Linked DNA regions of Homo sapiens: region 2 is linked to region 1. Evidence: chromatin loops called from intact Hi-C (ENCODE). Cell type or tissue: mammary epithelial cell. All regions are shown on one strand. Each heading gives the region's core, and the rest is flanking DNA. Links, peaks and the distances in the headings are about the cores only.

What was found. A loop is a pair of places that touch in the nucleus more often than their neighbours do. Peaks named below come from ENCODE experiments on the same cell type or tissue, not always from the same donor. Only the 100,000 strongest peaks of a DNase experiment are listed, where the experiment ranks them.
Region 2: it touches region 1 in a loop (8-fold over the local background); 3 of 110 quality-filtered maps call a loop at or near these places.

What each region holds. Positions count from the first base shown.
Region 1 is chr4:95,546,279-95,551,271 of GRCh38, reverse strand. It overlaps UNC5C (unc-5 netrin receptor C), which reads left to right and starts at 2,299. Exons shown (of 16, transcript NM_003728.4): 1 at 2,299-2,538. The coding sequence starts at 2,415. UNC5C-AS1 (UNC5C antisense RNA 1) reads right to left here and starts at 2,124. Exons shown (of 5, transcript NR_183914.1): 1 at 2,041-2,124. RefSeq lists an enhancer at 1,728-1,857. In mammary epithelial cell, for the core only: CTCF peaks have their summits at 2,171 and 2,469; DNase peaks (open chromatin) are centred at 1,491, 2,201 and 3,141; H3K4me3 peaks cover 2,500 bases; H3K27ac peaks cover 2,169 bases; H3K27me3 peaks cover 1,126 bases.
Region 2 is chr4:96,033,241-96,038,233 of GRCh38, reverse strand. No RefSeq gene overlaps it. Among named protein-coding and RNA genes, the nearest start is that of PDHA2, 200 kb to the right of the region's middle. In mammary epithelial cell, for the core only: a CTCF peak has its summit at 2,329 (motif pointing right); no DNase peak of the experiment used is centred there.

The sequences.
Region 1 (4,993 bases), core at 1,042-3,541:
TCAAAATACTTGACAAGTTATTAGTGGCCTCGATACACCATAAAATATGGTAGCTGCTGGCCACATGTGACTATTTAAATTAAAATTAAATAAAAATTTCCAATTCACACTAGCCACATTGCATGCAAGTAGCCACATGTATCTCATAACTACGACCTCAGAAAGTACAGATATGAACATGTTCTTCATTGCAGAAATTTCTGCTGAACAGCACTGGTGTAGATAGCATGAGGCTAATGGGAATTTTTCATCAATGGTAAGAACAGCAGTTTACAATTTTGGCGTCAGGCATTTTACATATGTTTAACTTACATAATCCTCAAATAACCCTATGAGATAGTTCCTGTTACTAGACCCATCTTACAAATTAGGGAAGAGAGGCACCTAGCTTTAATGTTCAATATCAGTCAAGTAATAAGAAATGCTAAGAACTGAAGGCAGACAGTCTGGTGCCAGCACCCACCCTGTTGTCAAATATCTTGATGTCTTGGTATGGAGAAGATGAAGAGAGTGAAGAAGGGTTTTGTGTGGTGGACAGAGTCTCCACAGAAATAAGAAGTGGCCAGTTTTGTCAATGTCTTTGGCAAATACTACCTTTTCGGATCTCCCTGATTCATCCGAGATAGGTCTTATTGCCTAGATGGGGCTGTGCAGGCAGAATCATAGAATGTTAGAACTTAAGAGAACTTTGAAACTATCAAAATATTTCACAAATGAAGAAACTGAGACATTCACAGGTTACCTGACTTACCCAGGGTAACAGAGTAGTTATGACCACAGCCAAAATTAGACCTCATGTTTCCTGCGTGTGTGTGTGCATGCGTGTTTACACATGGCCCCCTTGGCACCAAGAGCATAAAATTCCCTGATGTATTATTAGTTTAAAGACATGCTAATCTTGGGAAGTGATTTTCTTTTTCCCAAAATGTTGTCTGTGTCTGTGTGTTGACCTTTTAATAAATTCACTTTCCTTTTGTCTAGTCTTATTTTACCCACCCAATCTTGCATCCCTCCATCATGACCACAGGGATTCACAACCCAGCTACGTAGACAATTATTTCCTGTAGAAAGGTAAACAAATTCATAGCAGCTCGAGTTCTTACACACACTATTAGAAATTTGAAAAACATGTTATAGGCTCCACCATCACTTTGAGTATCTACAAATTTTGCTTTGCATTTTTTTTTTCTAAGAGAGTTTCTCTCGGTATCGCATCACCACCCTTGTCAGCCACCAACATGCACGCAAAGAAAGCACTGTTGCAGAATGAGTTTCCGTCGAGCTTTTAGTTTCTGTTCCACTGCAAAGGGGTCATACGCGCTCAGAACATAAAGCAGTCTGACTGGCGCTGACAACCCCAGGACAGCAGCCGGCTGGGGCAGTGCAAAAGCTTCATGCCTTCTTCCCCAACCAAGAAGGACTTCAGTTCGAGCCCGCACCGGCTTCGTCAACCGCGAGACCCGAAGTCGTAGACCGAGTCCAGTCCTAGGGAATTCGGCTGAGGCTTTGCCGGCGCGGCGAAGAAGGTGGCAGGCGGCAGGCTGAGCTCCACTGGACACAGCCTAGTGGCCCGGGGCGCGCCCGCTGCACTCCCGGCGTCCAGGTCTGGCGCACCGCGGGAGGCAGGCGCGCTGCCACTCTCCGCAGCCGCTTCGTCCCCTGGTCTGTCTCGCCTCGGCTTCAGCGGGCAAACCCACAGCTGGTCTCCTGGGCGCTGATCTCCCTGCAATCCTTGCTTACATAAGGCGGGCGGGCGTGCTCCCGCCCCCGGTTACCCCCCAGAGGAGTTGTGCTGCGCCCTCTACGCCTCCTTGGCGAGCGCCTTCGCGCACCCGTGCGCCCTACTCTAGGATGTGAACCTCCTTGGCCACCCAGCAGCGACAGCCGGGACATCTCTCCGCCGGCGTGAGAACACTGAGATTGGAGACCAGAGCGCCTGACGGTGCCCAAGCTTCCTCCCTCCGTTCCCTCCTCCTCCAACTCCCCCCACTTCAACCCCCACCCCCACCCCCACCCCCGGTGTCTGTGTGTGTTCCTCACAGGCGAGGGGACCCGGAGAGCAGTCCAGACTTCGGCGTGCGGCGGAGCTGCGGCTGCTCCTGCTGCTGGGGGGAGCGGCGGAGGTGGCCGCCTTGCGCCTCCCTGGACTTCCCAAGTGGGGGCAGAGCAGTCGCTCGCGGGAGACGTCAGTTAGAAGGCATTGGGAAAGAGGGACCTTCAAACTCCTCCTCGGCGTCTCCTCTCCTCCCCCTTTTGGCCCCTGCCTTTGGAGAAAGTGGAGTGTGGCGCTTGGTTGTCGTTATTTCTTCGGACTGCTTCGCGGTGCACGGATTCAGCTTCTGCCCAGTGGGGCTTTCAGCTGTTTGCGCGTCTCTCTGTCCCCCTCCCCTCCCCCCGGCACACCTCTGTCTACGATGAGGAAAGGTCTGCGGGCGACAGCGGCCCGCTGCGGACTGGGACTGGGATACTTGCTGCAAATGCTCGTGCTACCTGCCCTGGCCCTGCTCAGCGCCAGCGGCACTGGCTCCGCCGCCCAAGGTAAGGGGGTCCGCCAAGCTCCGCGGCCACCTCCCTTAGCTTCTTCCTTCCCTCCTTCCTCTCCTCCTCCCCAGTTCTCTTGACTTCCTCAATTTGCCTCGTTGCTTTCAACTGGAAACCACTCTAAATTCCACTTTCCCAACTAGTCAAGAAGCTTTGATTATAATAATAATAATTATTATTATTATTATGTTTAATCTATCTTCTGAGATGGGCACGAATGGACCAGGGACGAACGGGGTGTGGACACGCAGCCGATCCGTCTCCATACGTGTGGGAGCCTGGAGTGTCTTGTGCCCTTTCAGCTCCGCACGCGCACGTTGTTGCATATTGCACACACGGAGGTTTGGAAAGACTCTCGGTGCGGGTGGCTGTGTGACATACCGTAGATGCACCCCGAAGCGCATGATGCGCAGAGGCTCCCCGCGCTGTGCCAAGACTGGGGTAGCAGGATCTTCACTGAGTCTCTGAGCACACTAGACCCCGAAGGGCGCTCAGCTAAGGAAATGTGTCCATTACTGTCAAGGACTCAAAAGCACCCGTCCCCCTCGCCTGCTGCTTCAGGTGCTGTGGAAATACACAGCTCACCCGAATCCGCGTACCCGGCTGGAGGCAGGCCCGGGATGTGCATGCCTCTGCACTCATACATACCCCGCTTCATGCCTGCTTCCCACCAGGGGATGTAGAAATGAAAATCCCGGAGCTCTGGGGGAACCGGCTGCTTGTTCAAACCAAATCCGAAACTCCCCGGGGTAGTCGACCAGTTTATAACTCTGACATTTTAATTTAACGCCTGTGAACTTTAACATAAGTGACCGGGGCCCTGGGCGAAGCCGGGTTGGGAAGAGTGTGGCCGGGAGTTGGGGATGGGTAAGGGAGGAGGGGAGGCTCCGGAGCTGATCGCCCGGCTCCCTTCTTGTCCGCCTAGTTTGAAGTGTTAGCAGCAGCTCCCAGCCTTCAAAGCCGGGAAAGCTGACTGGAAGGGAGCGCAGAAGAAAGAGCCAAGGCTGTCCCCTCCGGGGTCTCTTTCAGGTCACCTGGGCCCCAAAACTTCTGGCCAAGCCCAGCTCCTACTTGGGTCTCTTAGCCCACTTCAGTGGTGATAGCCGGCTCAGGCGAGGCAGCTCAGCTTTTCCTGGAAGAGGAGAGAATGAAGGAAGCTTATGCAGCATTCAGAGGCAATTCAGGGATTCTCCCTTCACTCTCGGTTACTCTTCCTTCCAAATTTGGAGAGTAAAGGGAGGCTTTACGATAGCCCCAACTCCCCAGGTGATGTTCAGACACCCTAGGGTTTCCGGACAGCATTCCCTCTGATCTTAGAGAGGCGCTGGGGGTGGGGATGGGGGTGTTGGAAGCGGAGGAGAGCGCCTAGCATAGGAGTGCGGTCTGGGTGGAGAGGTAAGTGATTAGCAAGGCTTTGTGAATTAGCGATAGCTTCTTCGGAAGTAAATTTTCCTGCTGCCCTGCTAAGTGGCCCTGCTCATAAATCCTTCCTTCCTTTCTCGCCAGATGCCTCCCATCCCTGAGGTTCTGCTCTGGTTTTCTTATGCACACCTCCAGAGTTCATCTGTCTGTCTATTTAAAAAGGAATCTCCACCGAGAATCATAGCTTGTGGATTTCCTAAAATTGATAAGAAGTTCTCAGGGCGCTAGCCAAGGGTGCTTAGAGGGGGGTGTTTGGAAGCTTAAGTGAACAACCTTATGAATAGTCGTGGAATCAACCGCGCGACTCCCTGTGGAATTCGCCTGCTGTTACTGGGCATACAAAGGACTGAGCCATGGGGGTGGGTGGCGGGAGAGGGGGACGGGGCACGGTGAGAGAACTGTTTGGGAAAAAGACAAGTTAAAGTCCCCAAAGATGCCAAACAAGAGATAGGATTCCTGCTAAGAGCTTACAATAACCAAATTAAAAAGACTGGGTAGAAAAAGGATCAATAAAGATAATCAAACAGCAGATTGTAAATGGATTAATATTGAAAGAAGAAGGGAGAAGAGATTAAAAAGAAAAGATGCTTAGGATAGACTTTTTCTCTTGCACTTTTTGTAGCGTAGGCAAGTTAAAGATTGGGGACTGATTCTCATCTTAAGTGGAAAAAGAAAATGTACTCCGTTGGGTGTATGCATTTCACTGCAGTTCTTGTCCATTTCGTTTATTTAGTTCCTTCAGTTTTTGATTAGTAAAATTTTTGTTTGAATCTCATGGTCTGTAAAATGCACTATTCCACCGCTTTTATCTTTGTTATCCTCCATGTTCCAGGGATAGCAGCTCTTCCTGTGTTGTCTGTTAGTTATCAAAGGAAGGATAAAGCACCAAACTCCACTATCAGCTACTACCTTCATCACTGCAGTACAGTAACCCAGCCTGTTTATCTTGAGCCACCGTTAACACTTTCCTTGCAGAATCACACATTTTATAAATGGTCTGATAGTCAGACCTCCTTTTCCTTCTTATTCT
Region 2 (4,993 bases), core at 782-3,281, 490 kb before region 1:
TGATTCTGAACTCTTCCTCTAGTCCATTCACTTTGCAGTAAGTTATTTTTCTCACTCAGAATTGCTCTGAAACACTTACCCTATTCTCTTCTCACCATAGTCTATACTTAAGCATAGTGATTCTCTTAAATTGTCAGTCTGATCCTGGCATTCCTCTTCTCATAACCTCCTATCTCAGAATAGAAACGATACCATTGCCATGGCCTATAAGATATACATGATGGTGTTTCACCCCTTGGCATCATCACCGAGTGCTCTCTCACTCTCTCACCCAGGTCCAGACACATTCTCCTCATTGCTCTTTCCTGGATAACTGACCTTAACCACTCCCACCACAAAGCTTGAATGGGAAATGACCATTGTCTGGAATATTCTTTCACTTCCTTATGATATGAAACAATATAAAGGTGATTCATCTATAGTTTATTGTCTGAGTTTAGCTATTTTATTGAATGTATTAGACAATGAGAAATATTTTATTGAAGGCTTTACAGGGCAGGGAGGCATACATGTATGTGTTTTTATTCACCACTCTATCTCTCCTGGTTAGAACAGTGTCTGGCACATAGTAAGTACTCAACAAATATTTGTGAATAAATGAATAAATAAATGAATCAGTGAAAAAATGTATAATATGTCTGTCAAAGGTTTTGGAGAGCCTGAAACACTTTGAGGATGTGAAAGGGCATTTTTCTAAAAACATTGATTTTTCTGCTAATTTAAAGTACACTTCTTGATTAAGCATATTTTTAAATCTTTTTTTTAAATCGGGTGGAGAGAAAAGTATTAAAAATACAAAATACAGTTCTTCATTTAAAAATAATAATAATACCTAACATGTATATAGGATTTATTATTTCCAGACACTCTTATAACTGCTTTACACCTGTTTACTCACTTGAACCATAAAAGTATCCTATAGGGTATGAATTGTTATGTAATCTAAATTTTACAAAAAAGGAAACTGAGGTATAGAGAAGCTATATGACTTTCCTAAATTCAGTGAGTGTAAGGGCTAAAGATGAGACTAACATGTGGACAGTCTGGCTTCTGTGTTTTCACTCTTGTATTACTTGGGATTCTCCAGAGAATCAATAGGAGATATAAATATATATTAGAGAAGAGTTATTGTGGGAATTGGCTCACGTGATTATGAAGGCTGGAAATTCCCACAATATACCATGTGCAAGCTGGAGATCCAGGAAAGCCAGTGGTGTACTTTGTTCCTAGTCCAACAGCCTAAAAACTGGAGTGATGGGGTACGGGGGTGGAGGAGGAGCCACTGGTGTAAGTACTGGAGTCCAAAGGCCAGAGAACCAGGAGATCTGATGTCTGAGGGCAGGAGATGAAGGTTCCAGCTCAAGAAGAGAATTTGCCCTTCCTCCATGTTGGAGCCCTCTCATATTGGACGACACCCACCCACATTGGTGAGGAATGATTTTCTTTACTCAGTCTACTGATTTAACTACTAATCTCTTCCATAAACATCATAACTGTTAACCATCATATTGCAACACTGATTATTTAGCTTTTGTTCTCTGTCTCTCTTTCTCCCTCTTTCTTTCCTCTAAGCCCCACTGCATATATTAGGCAAAGGTAAAATGTATTTGAACTACAAGTCTCTGTATACCTGGCTACCTAAAGTACAGTCTGGAAATTGTCATTTTAGTTCAGTTAATATTATATTACATTACAATCCTAAGTCACTCACAAATTTAATTCTAAAACCAAATCTGATGAGAAAGAGAAAAAAAACCTTATATATCAAGCATGGTTCTTCTACAATCAGATTGTTACATTAAAAGTATCAATAATTATCCCTTTTAAATTTCCTATTATAATAGCTTATAACTTTTTAAATATAAGTGAATACATGTGAATGCTCTCATTTGAATGACTATTCCATTTAATTTGATATTTACCTATAGATAAGTGCTATGTTTCCTAATTACTTCTAAATAGGATAAATATTAAAATATATCTGCCATCTATTAAACCAGCCAAAAAGTCTATAAAAAATAAGAATTCAATATTCAATAAAATTAAAATGGAGAGCAAGACTGTTATCTCATTACAAGAGAACACAAAAAGTCAAATTAGCTGGAACTGAGATAAAATCTGAGACAGCACTTAAGATAGGAAGTCTTTATACAATGGTCAAGTTCATCTGAGTCAGAAACTCTTGAATGGTCCATTAACTATGGGCCTTTCTACCCTAATCACTATAGGAAGGTATCCTAGGATATAAGAAAGGAATTTACTTACCTTAACCAAGTCCACAATAAGCAGATGGGCTCCTTATTACACACAACTCACAGAATGGTTACAACCCATAGGGGGCAGCATAATGTTTTAAACTGTACTGAGCCCTCAATAACTATTGTTCCTTATTCTATCCTAAGATGCTATCATTCTGCCATTCTTCATTTTTCAATACACTAACATTTACCTACTCCTATCATGTGAATCATATTTTCCTTTGTATTTTTTTATTTATTCCATCCATAAACCTTGTTTTATTGCAAAGAAAGAAATGTGATGTTCTTTCAGGAACTCATAGCTTAGTTGGGGAGGCTGATATGACTGTTTTTGTGTCTTGGTGATAAATGCAAAAATAAGCACATATACATTTTACAGAGGTAAGGTAGAGGATATGTGGATTGGCCTGTGGAGGTATTATCTGCAAAGATTTTCTAAGCAATGCAATGCCTAAGTTGGAGTGTGAACGTACTTTAAAAAAAAAAATTCCTTAAGTAGGAAGAATAGAAAAACATTCCAGAAAGAAGTAACAAATAGTGTGAAAATTGTGAAAGTGTAAAAGGAATATAATGTATAGGAAACTTGAAAAAACTCAGATTTCCTGAAGTGCAAGTGAAATATAAAGCATTAGACCTGTGGAAAATGGTTATTGGGAGATTAAGTAGTTAAATATAAAAACACTTCAGATGTCATGGTGGTAGGCGATGTCGTCTTCTCCAGCACTCAGAAGGTAAAGACTAGACTTGAATTTTAGAGAGGTCTCTTTGGCAGCAGGATGAATTATGGATGATTTCTCAGTAAGAAAGTAGCAGTGGAAATAGGAAGTAACAGAAAGCATTTGAAGGTAAAAGAGATTTGCTAAATAGTTAGCTATTGGGTAGGAAGGATTTATATAAGATGGTTCTCAATTTTCTTGTATGTGAATTGGAATGAATCTACATTATTGTTTACTAAGACAGTGAATATGAGATAAAATAGTTGGGAGAAAAAAGAGATTTTCTTATTTTAGACATTTTATTTTATTTTATTTTATTTTATTATTATTATACTTTAACTTTTAGGGTATATGTACACAACGTGCAGGTTTGTTGCATATGTATACATGTACCATGTTGGTGTGCTGCACCCATTAACTCGTCATTTAGCATTAGGTATATCTCCTAATGCTATCCCTCCCCCTTCTCCCCACCCCACAACAGGCCCTGGTGTATGATGTTCCCCTTCCTGTGTCCCTGTGTTCTCATTGTTCAATTCCCACCTATGAGTGAGAATATGCGGTGTTTGGTTTTTTGTCCTTGCGATAGTTTGCTGAGAATGATGGTTTCCAGTTTCATCCATGTCCCTACAAAGGACATGAACTCATCATTTTTTATAGCTGCATAGTATTCCATGGTGTATATGTGCCACATTTTCTTAATCCAGTCTATCATTGTTGGACATTTGGGTTGGTTCCAAATCTTTGCTATTGTGAATAGTGCCGCTATAAACACACGTGTGCATGTGTCTTTATAGCAGCATGATTTATAATCCTTTGGGCATATACCCAGTAATGGGATGGCTGGGTCAAATGGTATTTCTAGTTCTAGATCTCTGAGGAATCGCCACACCAACTTCCACAATGGTTGAACTAGTTTACAGTCCCACCAACAGTGTGAAACTGTTCCTATTTCTCCACATCCTCTCCAGCACCTGTTGTTTCCTGACTTTTTAATGATCGACATTCTAACTGGTGTGAGATGGTATCTCATTGTGGTTTTGATTTGCATTTCTCTGATGGCCAGTGATGATGAGCATTTTTTCATGTGTTTTTTGGCTACATAAATGTCTTCTTTTGAGAAGTGTCTGTTCATATCCTTTGCCCACTTTTTGATGGGGTTGTTTGTTTTTTTCTTGTAAATTTGTTTGAGTTCATTGTAGATTCTGGATATTAGCCCTTTGTCAGATGAGTAGGTTGCGAAAATTTTCTCCCATTCTGTAGGTTGCCTGTTCACTCTGATGGTAGTTTCTTTTGCTGTGCAGAAGCTCTTTAGTTTAATTAGATCCCATTTGTCAATTCTGGCTTTTGTTGCCATTGCTTTTTGTGTTTTAGACATGAAGTCCTTGCCCATGCCTATGTCCTGAATGGTATTGCCTAGGTTTTCTTCTAGGGTTTTTATGGTTTTAGGTCTAACACGTAAGTCTTTAATCCATCTTGAATTACTGTTTGTATAAGGTGTAAGGAAGGGATTGAGTTTCAGCTTTCTACATATGGCTAGCCAGTTTTCCCAGCACCATTTATTAAACAGGGAATCCTTTCCCCATTTCTTGTTTTTGTCAGGTTTGTCAAAGATCAGATAGTTGTAGCTATGTGGCATTATTTCTGAGGGCTCTGTTCTGTTCCATTGGTCTATATCTCTGTTTTGGTACCAGTACCATGCTGTTTTGGTTACTGTAGCCTTGTAGTATAGTTTGAAGGCAGGTAGTGTGATGCCTCCAGCTTTGTTCTTTTGGCTTAGAATTGACTTGGTGATGCGGGCTCTTTTTTGGTTCCATATGAACTTTAAAGTAATATTATCCAATTCTGTGAAGAAAGTCATTGGTAGCTTGATGGGGATGGTATTGAATCTATAAATTACCTTGGGCAGTATATTTTAAATGTGTAGGCCATCCGTGTTAAAATCTATTTGGATATTAAGCTTATGTATTTTTGTTTTAAAAACCTTAATTTCCAGGGTAAATGAATAATTAAAGCTAA